Linked DNA regions of Homo sapiens: region 1 is linked to region 2. Evidence: chromatin loops called from intact Hi-C (ENCODE). Cell type or tissue: PC-9. All regions are shown on one strand. Links, peaks and the distances in the headings refer to the core of each region. The heading gives the core; the rest is flanking DNA.

What was found. Peaks named below come from ENCODE experiments on the same cell type or tissue, not always from the same donor. Only the 100,000 strongest peaks of a DNase experiment are listed, where the experiment ranks them.
Region 1: a loop joins it to region 2, with 4 times the contacts of the local background. A loop is called at or near these places in 87 of 110 quality-filtered maps.

What each region holds. Positions count from the first base shown.
Region 1 is chr7:149,003,459-149,008,827 of GRCh38, reverse strand. PDIA4 (protein disulfide isomerase family A member 4) reads left to right here. Exons shown (of 10, transcript NM_004911.5): 7 at 518-669; 8 at 2,775-2,931; 9 at 3,454-3,687; 10 at 4,619-5,369. The coding sequence ends at 5,034. Among named protein-coding and RNA genes, the nearest start is that of GHET1, 19 kb to the right of the region's middle. In PC-9, for the core only: CTCF peaks have their summits at 1,117 (motif pointing right), 2,672 and 2,872 (motif pointing left); no DNase peak of the experiment used is centred there.
Region 2 is chr7:149,063,449-149,068,783 of GRCh38, reverse strand. No RefSeq gene overlaps it. Among named protein-coding and RNA genes, the nearest start is that of ZNF786, 25 kb to the left of the region's middle. RefSeq lists a silencer at 2,878-3,107 and an enhancer at 2,597-3,479. In PC-9, for the core only: CTCF peaks have their summits at 699 (motif pointing left) and 2,783 (motif pointing right); DNase peaks (open chromatin) are centred at 2,803 and 3,513; H3K4me3 peaks cover 1,638 bases; H3K27ac peaks cover 1,545 bases.

The DNA.
Region 1 (5,369 bases), core at 181-5,180, 60 kb after region 2:
CCTTGTACCAAGTTTTTAAAAACGAACCTCCTTTCAAGTGTTTAAGTTATAGGAATTGTCCACACAATTTTTGGTGGTGACTTTTTTTCTTTTCTTTTTCTTTTTTTTTTTTCTTTTTAAAGACAGTCTCACTCTGTCGCCCAGGCTGAAAGTACACAGTGGCGTGATCTCGGCTCACTACAACGTCCACCTCACCTCCCCAGTTCAAGCAATTCTTGCGCCTCAGCCTCCCAAGTAGTTGGGACTACAGGCTTGCATCACCACACCCGGCTAATGTTTGTGTTTTTAGTAGAGACAGGGATTCACCATGTTGGCCAGGCTGGTCTCAAACTCCTAACCTCAAGTGATCCACCTGCCTGGGCTTCCCAAAGTGTGCTGGGATTACAGGCGTGAGCCACCGCGCCCAGCCTACAGTGGTCATTTTCAGAACATTTGCTTTGGCTGATGTGGGTAACGAATTAAATCTCAGACATTTAGGCAATTTTCAAAATTACATCTTATTCTGTTAACGTTTCAGCTAACAACCTGAGAGAAGATTACAAATTTCACCACACTTTCAGCACAGAAATAGCAAAGTTCTTGAAAGTCTCCCAGGGGCAGTTGGTTGTAATGCAGCCTGAGAAATTCCAGTCCAAGTATGAGCCCCGGAGCCACATGATGGACGTCCAGGTAAGCGGGCCCCTCTGCCATGCCAGCCCTGGACACCCCGCAGGCATGAGGACTCTGCTTTGAGCCACCTCTGAGGTTTCAAACGTGGAGGTTTCGCTCTTGTCTGCAGGGTCTGGAACTCCTTTTCCAGCCCGTTCTCCCCACCCCACAGGTTTTCTGCAGGCGGCCTGTGGTCTCTCTTTGCCGGAGGGACAGGGCTGGGGCTCCCGCACACCTGGCAGGTCCTGGGGCTGGGCAGAGCTCCACTTGGTTTTGCCAGAACAGTTGCTGCCACCCTTTGTCCCTCCTGGCAGGCAATCACCAGTCTCCCTCCAGTGCCTGTTCCACTGTGGGTTTGGCCTGGGCCAGCACATGGTGCTCCGTTGAGGCCAAGTCGTGTTTGTTCGGGCAGCTCCAGCTGGGGGCTACAGAGGGACAGCATCCCTGTCTGTTCACCAGAGGGAGCTGTTGACCTTGGTGGGTGGATTTTGCCTTTCTTTCCATTACTGCACCCCTGCACTTCATCCTCCTAGAGTGTGACACACTCAGCCCTAGAGGGGCAGTGGGAGTTCCCAGCCCAAGGGGAACCTGGGGCCAGTTCAGCCTTCTGAGTGCTTTAGAAGGGGCCCTGCACTTCGGTGAGTAGATCTCAGATTTGGAAGGATCTTAGATGTCGAGTTTGAAGCTTTGGTTTAACAGAGATTGGGCTGCAGAGAAGTGAGCTCTACCCCCCACCCCAGACCCCACAGCTCCTGGTGGGAAGCAGAGCTGAGATTGGGGTGAAGGGGCCTTTCCAGGTCCTACTGGCCCATAGTGTCAGGACCCTGGCTGTTTGGGCTGTGGGCTCTCATGGGACCTGGAGCAGGGGGTGTGACAGGACAGGAATCCCGGGGGCCTGCACCAGAACATGGCAGTACCTTGGAGAGAACCACCCTGAATCTTTCTGGTCCCCATGTCCTCTGTTTCCTTCCTCAGTTTTTAGTCCTGTCCCTCTTTCTCAAGGTCTGTGTGTCCATCCCATCTGTTTCTCTGCCAACTTGAAGCTCAGGGCAACTCTCCTCTTCCCTGGACTCATAGTGGCTGCTGCGACCCCTCCCCCCAGCTTCACTTCCTTCCATCCAGAGATAAGATCCTGGGCCCAAAGAGGGGTCCTGATGAGCTTGGGGGGCCATTGATCCCGAGAATCGGACACAGCTCTGTGTGTGAGTGCATATTCCAGGAAAGGGGTCTGTAGCTTTCAGTAGACGCTTCAAGATCTATGCAGTCTTGTCTGTTGGGCACATTGCTGCTGCTCCCAGTTCTTCTGGCGTTTCCCTGCTGAGTGAAGTGCACGCAGCGCCATGTCATGGTTAAAGACTCCACGGCCTCCTGCCACCTGGGAGATAGTTGGATTATCTGTGCCTTAGCATGGCCTCCCAGGCCCTCCTTACCCACCTTTTCAGCACATCCCACCCTCCAGTGCTGTCACGCCAGATCCTGTTTGTGCCTCGTGCCCTGCCTCAGTCTCTGCTGCCTCCCTGAGTGCCTTCTGCTCCCTTCTCACCAGCGGGGCCCTCTTGTCCTTCAGTGCCACACAAGGACCCCTCCCTGAGTATCCCATCCCCACGGAAACCCTTGGGCTCACAGGCCCACCCACCACTTGCTGGCTGCGCAGCCTTGGGCAGGTGGCTGACCTTGCTCTGCCCACCCCTGGAGGGCGATGTCTGTGAGGGACTCCAGTCGTTGTGAAGTGTGAGCCCTCAGGACCTCCTGCGTGAAGACCGCACAAGCTGAAGGTGGAAAGTTCCACACAGCCCAGCCCGTGATAACCCTTCCTGTCTGCCAAGAGCCAGGCCTACCTTGAGTGGTCTCTTTGTGGGGTTAGTGAGCCTACACCCCCAAGGAAAGGGCCAAGGTGTTTGCCTTTTCCCAAGAAGCCACCTACGGTTCACTGGAGGGAAAGGAGCCCCAAAAGACGGTAGGGAATGACTGGGCTGTGCTTGAGTGGGGTCGAGCCCTGGGGTGTTTTGCCTCCTAAGACTGATCCCCTTCAAAGTCGCCACTCCCCCAAAGTCCCTCAAACATTGTACTCAAGAACAATGGTGGGGAGATGGTGGGCCCCCTCACCTGTTCCCTCTTTGAAGCAGGGCTCCACCCAGGACTCGGCCATCAAGGACTTCGTGCTGAAGTACGCCCTGCCCCTGGTTGGCCACCGCAAGGTGTCAAACGATGCTAAGCGCTACACCAGGCGCCCCCTGGTGGTCGTCTACTACAGTGTGGACTTCAGCTTTGATTACAGAGCTGGTGAGGGACCCCCACCAAGACCTGCGGGGGTGGGGGGTGGGGGGACTCGTTCTTTCAGGCAAGGTGGAGTGTTGAGGGGAGGTGTGGCTGTATGTACATGGCTCACTCAGAAATCCCAGCCTGGGGCCCTTGCACGTTGGTGGCTCAGGTATATTTTTTAATTGATGGCTTCCCTTTTTAGCAGGATGGGAGCTTAGATTCAGGTGCAGAACCCTCTTAGAGTTGACGTAGCTGAGACTTGGAGGAGTTCAGAGGCTGCAGAGCTGGGACTAGACCAGCCCTGGCCCCAGGCAGGCGTGGCCGTGCCACCTGGGCACAGGTCTTAAGGGCCTGTTGGGCTTGCAGCTGTGGCCCCCGTGACAAGTGGGGCTTTTCCAGAAACATGTTTCCCTCCAATTGAGGTAAATCCAGGGTTTGAGCATTGTCAGAATATTAGCGACAGGACCTGAAGCCTGACCTCAGAGTCTGAGCTGGGACTTGCTCTGTGTGGCCGCCTGGCTTATGGCCCTTGGTCCCTTTCAGCAACTCAGTTTTGGCGGAGCAAAGTCCTAGAGGTGGCCAAGGACTTCCCTGAGTACACCTTTGCCATTGCGGACGAAGAGGACTATGCTGGGGAGGTGAAGGACCTGGGGCTCAGCGAGAGTGGGGAGGATGTCAATGCCGCCATCCTGGACGAGAGTGGGAAGAAGTTCGCCATGGAGCCAGAGGAGTTTGACTCTGACACCCTCCGCGAGTTTGTCACTGCTTTCAAAAAAGGTGAGCCCGTGGCTGGGGCTGGGGTCTCCCATCAGCTGCTGTGCTCCTCGTGCGGAATCCAGACAGGCCAGGGGCGTCTGGTGCTCTGGCCACGGGCACGACACCCCCTTAAGTCAGCCAGCAGTCCTCTCTCACCCCCGAGGGACTCTGACTTCTCGTCCAGAGAAATGTCGGGTGTGACCCCAAACTCCAAGGCACCAGAATAGCTTAGAAGAAGGATTTGCAAGTGTTACTATTTTCTTCTTGGCAGTTCTCCCAGTGTTTACTTTGAAAGCAAAAGCAAGATTCGGAGTCCATCTCAGGGCTTACCTAGCATCACTCAGCGGCCTTAGCACATTTCCAGCGCTGATGTGCTAAAATTCCAGACTAGGGCCGGGGTGTGCAGAGGGGGCATCTGAAGATGGAGCCCAGACAGGGCAAAGTCTGGGTGTGCTGAACACCCCTTGTGGCTTCAGAGCCTGACTCAGAGCCTCTTCACCCTCGGCCACCTTGCTGTACAGCTTTAAACAGAGCCTGTTGATCTTGGCTGAGCACATGGCCCCAGGCCCCCAGCGCTGGCCACATTTTGTGGGCAGGCCATGCTGTTCCGATGTCTGTGGGTTGTCCTGGCACCTCCCCCCCATGGCTCCCGGGCCCTCAGTGCCAGTGCTTACGGGAACTCCTCTGCCTGGGCAGTGACTCTTGTGATGGCCTCTCTGACAGGACCCGATGGCCCATTAGGTCTGGGCTGGAGCCACCTGCAACCTCTCTGGCCTTTGCAAGGACAGAGAGTAGAGAGTAGCAGCTACTACTTTCTACAGTAGTGGGCTCTTCCTGTGTGACTGGCCCGTCTGGTGGCCACACCAACCTCACTGCCTGGTCCAGAGAGAGCCCCCAGAATCTTTGGCCTTTGCAGCACTGACGCCCCCTCCCGCCTTGCTTTCCTTGGCAGGAAAACTGAAGCCAGTCATCAAATCCCAGCCAGTGCCCAAGAACAACAAGGGACCCGTCAAGGTCGTGGTGGGAAAGACCTTTGACTCCATTGTGATGGACCCCAAGAAGGACGTCCTCATCGAGTTCTACGCGCCATGGTGCGGGCACTGCAAGCAGCTAGAGCCCGTGTACAACAGCCTGGCCAAGAAGTACAAGGGCCAAAAGGGCCTGGTCATCGCCAAGATGGACGCCACTGCCAACGACGTCCCCAGCGACCGCTATAAGGTGGAGGGCTTCCCCACCATCTACTTCGCCCCCAGTGGGGACAAAAAGAACCCAGTTAAATTTGAGGGTGGAGACAGAGATCTGGAGCATTTGAGCAAGTTTATAGAAGAACATGCCACAAAACTGAGCAGGACCAAGGAAGAGCTTTGAAGGCCTGAGGTCTGCGGAAGGTGGGAGGAGGCAGACGCCCTGCGTGGCCCATGGTCGGGGCGTCCACGCCGAGGCCGGCAACAAACGACAGTATCTCGGATTCCTTTTTTTTTTTTTTTAATTTTTTATACTTTGGTGTTTCACTTCATGCTCTGAATACTGAATAACCATGAATGACTGAATAGTTTAGTCCAGATTTTTACAGAGGATACATCTATTTTTATCATTATTTGGGGTTTGAAAAATTTTTTTTTACACCTTCTAATTTCTTTATTTCTCAAAGCAGATAATTCTTCTGTGTGAAAATGTTTTCTTTTTTTAATTTAAGGTTTAAA
Region 2 (5,335 bases), core at 1-5,000:
CAAGTAGCTGGGACCACAGGCGCCCGCCACCACGCCCAGCTAATTTTTTGTATTTTTAGTAGAGACAGAGTTTCACCGTGTTAGCCAGGATGGTCTCGATCTCTTGACCTCGTGATCCGCCCGCCTCAGCCTCCCAAAGTGCTGGGATTACAGGCATGAGCCACGGTGCCGGCCTTTCTTTTCTTTTTTTTTTTTTTTTTGGAGTCTCTGTCAGCCAGCCTGGAGTACAGTGCCATGATCTTAGCTCGCTGTATCCTCCACCTCCCAAGCTCAAGTGATCCTTCTTTCTCAACCTCCTGAGTAGCTGGGACTAAAGGCGCACGCCATCACGTGCCACCATGCCTATTTTTGTATTTTTAGTAGAGACTAAAAATACAAAAAATATAAAATGTGGGCCAGGCTGGTCTTGAACTCCTGACCTCAGGTGATCTACCCACCTCAGCCTCCCAAAGTGCTGGGATTATAGGTGTGAGCCACCGTGCCCGGCCTATACTTCGCCATTTGTCTCTTAACACGGGTGCCCAAGAAGCTGCTGCTTGGGGGGCTGTATTCAATTAACACTTTTAATGTTAACAGGTGTGGACCATCAAGAGATTGTCTCTCCCTGGCTGCCGAATTCTCATTCTTAGAGAGGCAATTTGTTAATTGCTGAACCATCACCTGACATTTCTAGTGGGTCGGGAGAGAGCCCTCTGCTGCCCTGTTGATGCCTAACTACCTGTAACAATCTGATTATTGTAAGTTTTCCTGTATCCAGTATCACCTCCAATATTTATCAAGGAGTTGTGTGAAATACCACCTCACAACCAGATGAAGAATTTTATCACCACCTCCTCCAATTCCTCATGAGGGAGAAGTAGGAATTGCTCTGAGCCTAAGGTAGAAACCGTTCCTGAAATGTTGAAAACCGTCATTGTGAGTAGGTGAGTGGAGTGGTGGAGTAGTGAATCACCTGTACAATGGCACTGTCAAAAGACAAAATTACAACACATTTAGTTTAAAAATCTTAATTGGCTTATTTGGTATTCTAGAATTGAGCAACACTTCATCCCATGAAACAGAATAAGTGGCCCGGCGTGGTGGCTCACGCCTGTAATCCCAGCACTCTGAGAGGCCGAGGCGGGCAGATCACCTGAGGTCAGAAGTTCAAGACCAGCCTGGCCATGGTGAAACCCTGTCTGTACTAAAAATACAAAAAATTAGGTGGGTGTGGCAATGCGAACCTGTAATTCCAGCTACTCGGGAGGCTGAGGCGGGAGAATCGCTTGAACCCGGGAGGCGGAGGTTGCAGTGAGCCGAGATCGTGCCATTGCACTCCAGCCTGGGCAACGAGCGAAACTCGGTCTCAAAAACAAAAACAGAAAAACAGAATAAGTGTTTGGATGAGCCAGCCAAGGCGGGTTTTTTTTTTTTTTTTTAAGAAGGAGTCTCCCTCTGTCGCCCAGGCTGGAGAGCAGTGGCGCTATCTTGGCTCACTGCAACCTCCACCTCCTGGGTTCAAGCAATTCTGCCTCAGCCTCCCAAGTAGCTGGGATTACAGGTATGCGCCACCATGCCTGGCTAATTTTTTGTATTTTTAGTAGAGACGGGGGTTTCACCAGGATGGCCAGGCTGGTCTCGAACTCCTGATCTCGTGATCTGCCCACCTTGGCCTCCCAAAGTGCTGGGATTATAGGTGTGAGCCACTGCACCCGGCCCGCGGTTGGTTTTATGGACAGAAAAAGCTTGGGAAAAGCAGAAACAGAAAACTAAAAGTGGGTTGGTTGTTTCAAAGTTACTTTTTTCTTCTAAAGGTTAAAGCAGAGGGGGTGTCTTCTGGCCGGGCACGGTGGCTCACACTTGTAATCCCAGCACTTTGGGAGGCCGAGGCAGGTGGATTACCTGAGGTCAGGAGTTCAAGACCAGCCTGGCCAACATGGTGAAACCCCCGTCTCTACTAAAAATACAAGAATTAGCCGGGCGTGGTGACACACCCCTGTAATCCCAGTTACTTGGGAGGCTGAGGCAGGAGAAGTGCTTGAGCCCGGGAAGCAGAGGTTGCAGTGAGCCAAGATTGTGCCACTTCACTCCAGCCTGGCCGACAGAGTGAGACTCTGTCTCAAAAAAAAAAAAAAAAAAAAAAAGCAGAGGGGTCTTCCTTATGCTGGCCTGTTTGGTGATGTGGCACTTTTGCATGAGTAACTCCATCTTGGTGTGGTCTCTTGGAGCCTAGTGCTGGAGCTGAGTCCGAACCAATGGACTCCTATTATTTTATTTAATAACAGTTTCTTTTTTCTTTTTTTTTTTTTTTGAGACGGAATCTTGCTCTGTTGCTCAGGCTGGAGTGCAGTGGTGCGATCTCGGCTCACTGCAATCTTCACCTCCTGGGTTCAAGTGATTCTCCCGCCTCAGCCACCCGAGTAGCTGGGACTACAGGCGCGTGCCACCACGCCCGGCTAATTTTTGTATTTTTAGTAGAGACGGGGTTTCACCATGTTGGCCAGGCTGGTCTCAAACTCCTGACCTCAGGTGATCCGCCCGCCTCAGCCTCCTAAAGTGCTGGGATTATAGGCATGAGCCACCGCGCCCGGCCGATAACACAGTTTCATTGTGAAGACAGGCGGCTTGTAGTAGCAAAAATTGAAACCGAAAATGGCGACGTTACACATTCTCCAAATCCCTACTAATTTACATACCTATCAATTTCAGAGGCAATCTCGTGTAACCCTAAAGGAGGTTATCTCTGGAGAGCTTGGAGCAGCTCCAATTCAAGTTCAGAGATCCAGGGAGCCCAGAATGCACAGCGCCGCGGGGGTGCCTCCCGCCAGAAGGCGGCGCTGTGGGATCCCAGCCCGAGCCGTGTCCAGGCACAGGAAAGGCAGAGCGTTCTCAGCATGCCCTGCCTGTGCCCTGGGCAACGGCCGCCGCCGAGCGAGATCCCGGGGTCGCGCAGGGTGGGGCTGGGGCTGAAGGGCGCAGGCCCCGCGTACGGGGGCCGCCCCTGCTTTTCCTCCGCGAGACCAGAGCTTAGACTACGGCAGGACTAGTCCCTGGGGTTCCCCTTCGGGTGTCAGACCCTCTCTGGGCGGTCGCGGGAGGGCTCGGGCTCGCAGGATCTGCAGGTGTTGGGGCTGGGGCAGTGGGGAGTGGTCCGTGGGCCCAAGAGGACGAAGCGGAGTCGGGCGGTTCCGGCTGGGAGGAGGCGCCTCCCCGGGGCTGCCCTGACCTAGTAAAATCTGTGGGGAAGCCCTGGCCGGGGAGCCTTCCCCCAGCTCGCTCCCTGGGGCCTGGACAAAAGGCCGGGAAGGAAACGCAGCCCTGGGCTCTGCGGTCTTTGGAACAGAGACTGCGACTTTTCATCTTCGTTTCCCACCTAGTGTGGGGCCCCCGTGGGTGCTGTACAAATGCTGTGGAATCAAAGAATCAGTGGAGGAGTCCCGCACGCACCCATTGATTTTACTCAGTCCAGAGTTTCCGGAGAGTGCCTGCTTCCCTAAGCGCAGCTTGTGGGCGGAGACTCTGCTGGATGAGGTGCAGATTGGGAGAAAGAACAGGAAATTACGGGTGAGAAAAGAAAAGGATTCCCATAAAGGGCACATGTGAAAGTACAATGCTGAATTGCAATATTAGGCACTTCCATTTTCTTTTTATTTATTTATTTAAGACGGAGTCTCGCTCTGTCACCCAGGCTGGAGTGCAGTGGTGCCATGTCAGCCGACTGCAACCTCCGCCTCCCGGGTTCAAGCGATTCTCGTGCCTCAGCTTCCCAAGCAGCTGGGATTACAGGCGTGCGCCACCACGCCCGGCTAGTGTGTGTGTGTGTGTGTGTGTGTGTGTGTGTGTAGCTGGGATTACAGGCGTGCGCCACCCCCCCCCCCCCCCGGCGAGTGTGTGTGTGTGTGAGTGAGACGGAGTATCACTCAGTTGCCCAGGCTGGAGTGCAGTGGCGCGATCTCGGCTCACTGCAACCTCCGCCTCTCAGGTTCAAGTGATTCTCCTGCCTCAGCCTCCTGAGTTGCTGGGACTACAGGCACGCACCACCATGTCCGGCTAAGCTTTGTATTTTTAGTAGAGACTGAGTTTCACCATATTGGCCAGGCTGGTCTCGAACTCCTGACCACGTGCCCGCCTGCCTTGGCCTCCCAAAGTGCTGGGATTACAGGCGTGGTATTATTAATGTTAATGGTGTTGCGTCTCTGGGGTAGTGACTGCCTAGTCAAGCTTCTATTCTGTTTTCTAATTACTAGGAAACTAAAGGGCATTTTCCTTATTTGCTTTGTCACCTTCTAGGGAAAGTGATGTTTTGCTTTTCTGGTGCAAAATGTTTTGAAGAAGATAATTTCTCATAGCTGTATTGGAGCAAACTGTCACTTTAAATTTTATTTTGGTGAAATGGTACCAATTATGGCCGGGCGCGGTGGCTCACGCCTGTAATCCCAGCACTTTGGGAGGCCGAGGCAGGAGGATCACGAGGTCAGGAGATCGAGACCATCCTGGCTAACACGGTGAAACTCCGTCTCCACTAAAAAATACAAAAAAAAAAAAATTAGCCGGGCGTGGTGGTGGGCGCCTGTAGTCCCAGCTACTCGGGAGGCTGAGGCAAGAGAATGGCGTGAACCTGGGGGGCGGAGCTTGCAGTGAGCCGAGATAGCGCCACTGCACTCCAGCCTTGGGGGCAGAGGCAGACTCCGTCTCAAAAAAAAGAAAAACAAACAAACAAAAAAAAGAAATGGTACCAATTATGGAAGTCTGCAGATGTAACTATTTTTTGCTTATAAACACAGGTGTTTTTGGTGTTTTTAACATCTCAAAATGTTGAAGACAGTTCAATGTGTACTTTATCACGCAGTACTATAACATTATATGACTGTATAGTAGGCTAGGTGCTTACAGAACTATGTCCTATGGTAATTGCTCAAATGTTCATTTAATTGAATCAAATTATTTCAGATTGTGTTTCTCCAGTTACAAATAAGTGTCTGCAGAAGTTCCAATGATTGACTTCTCTATGAGTCTCCCCAAACTATTCCTGTAAAACAAGGGCCTATGTATTCAATATTCCACCTCTGTCAGGGTATAAATCTGCTTTGTTTGCAGCACTGGTTAACTTTTGAAAAGAGGAACAGCAAAATCATCACAAGTCTATTCCTGGAATTATGTCACTAAAGCCTAAGTCAATTCACATGATGAATATTCTGCCTTCTCAAGATTTGTGTCCTAACTCCTTCCCCAATATAACAAAGGTAGAAGGGCTTTTAAACATTACTGATGAGGACAGGTGTGAAGCCACCCTGAGACAAAAGGAAATGTGTTTGGGGTTCCAAGTGGCAATGACCTTTGACGACATGGCCATCTG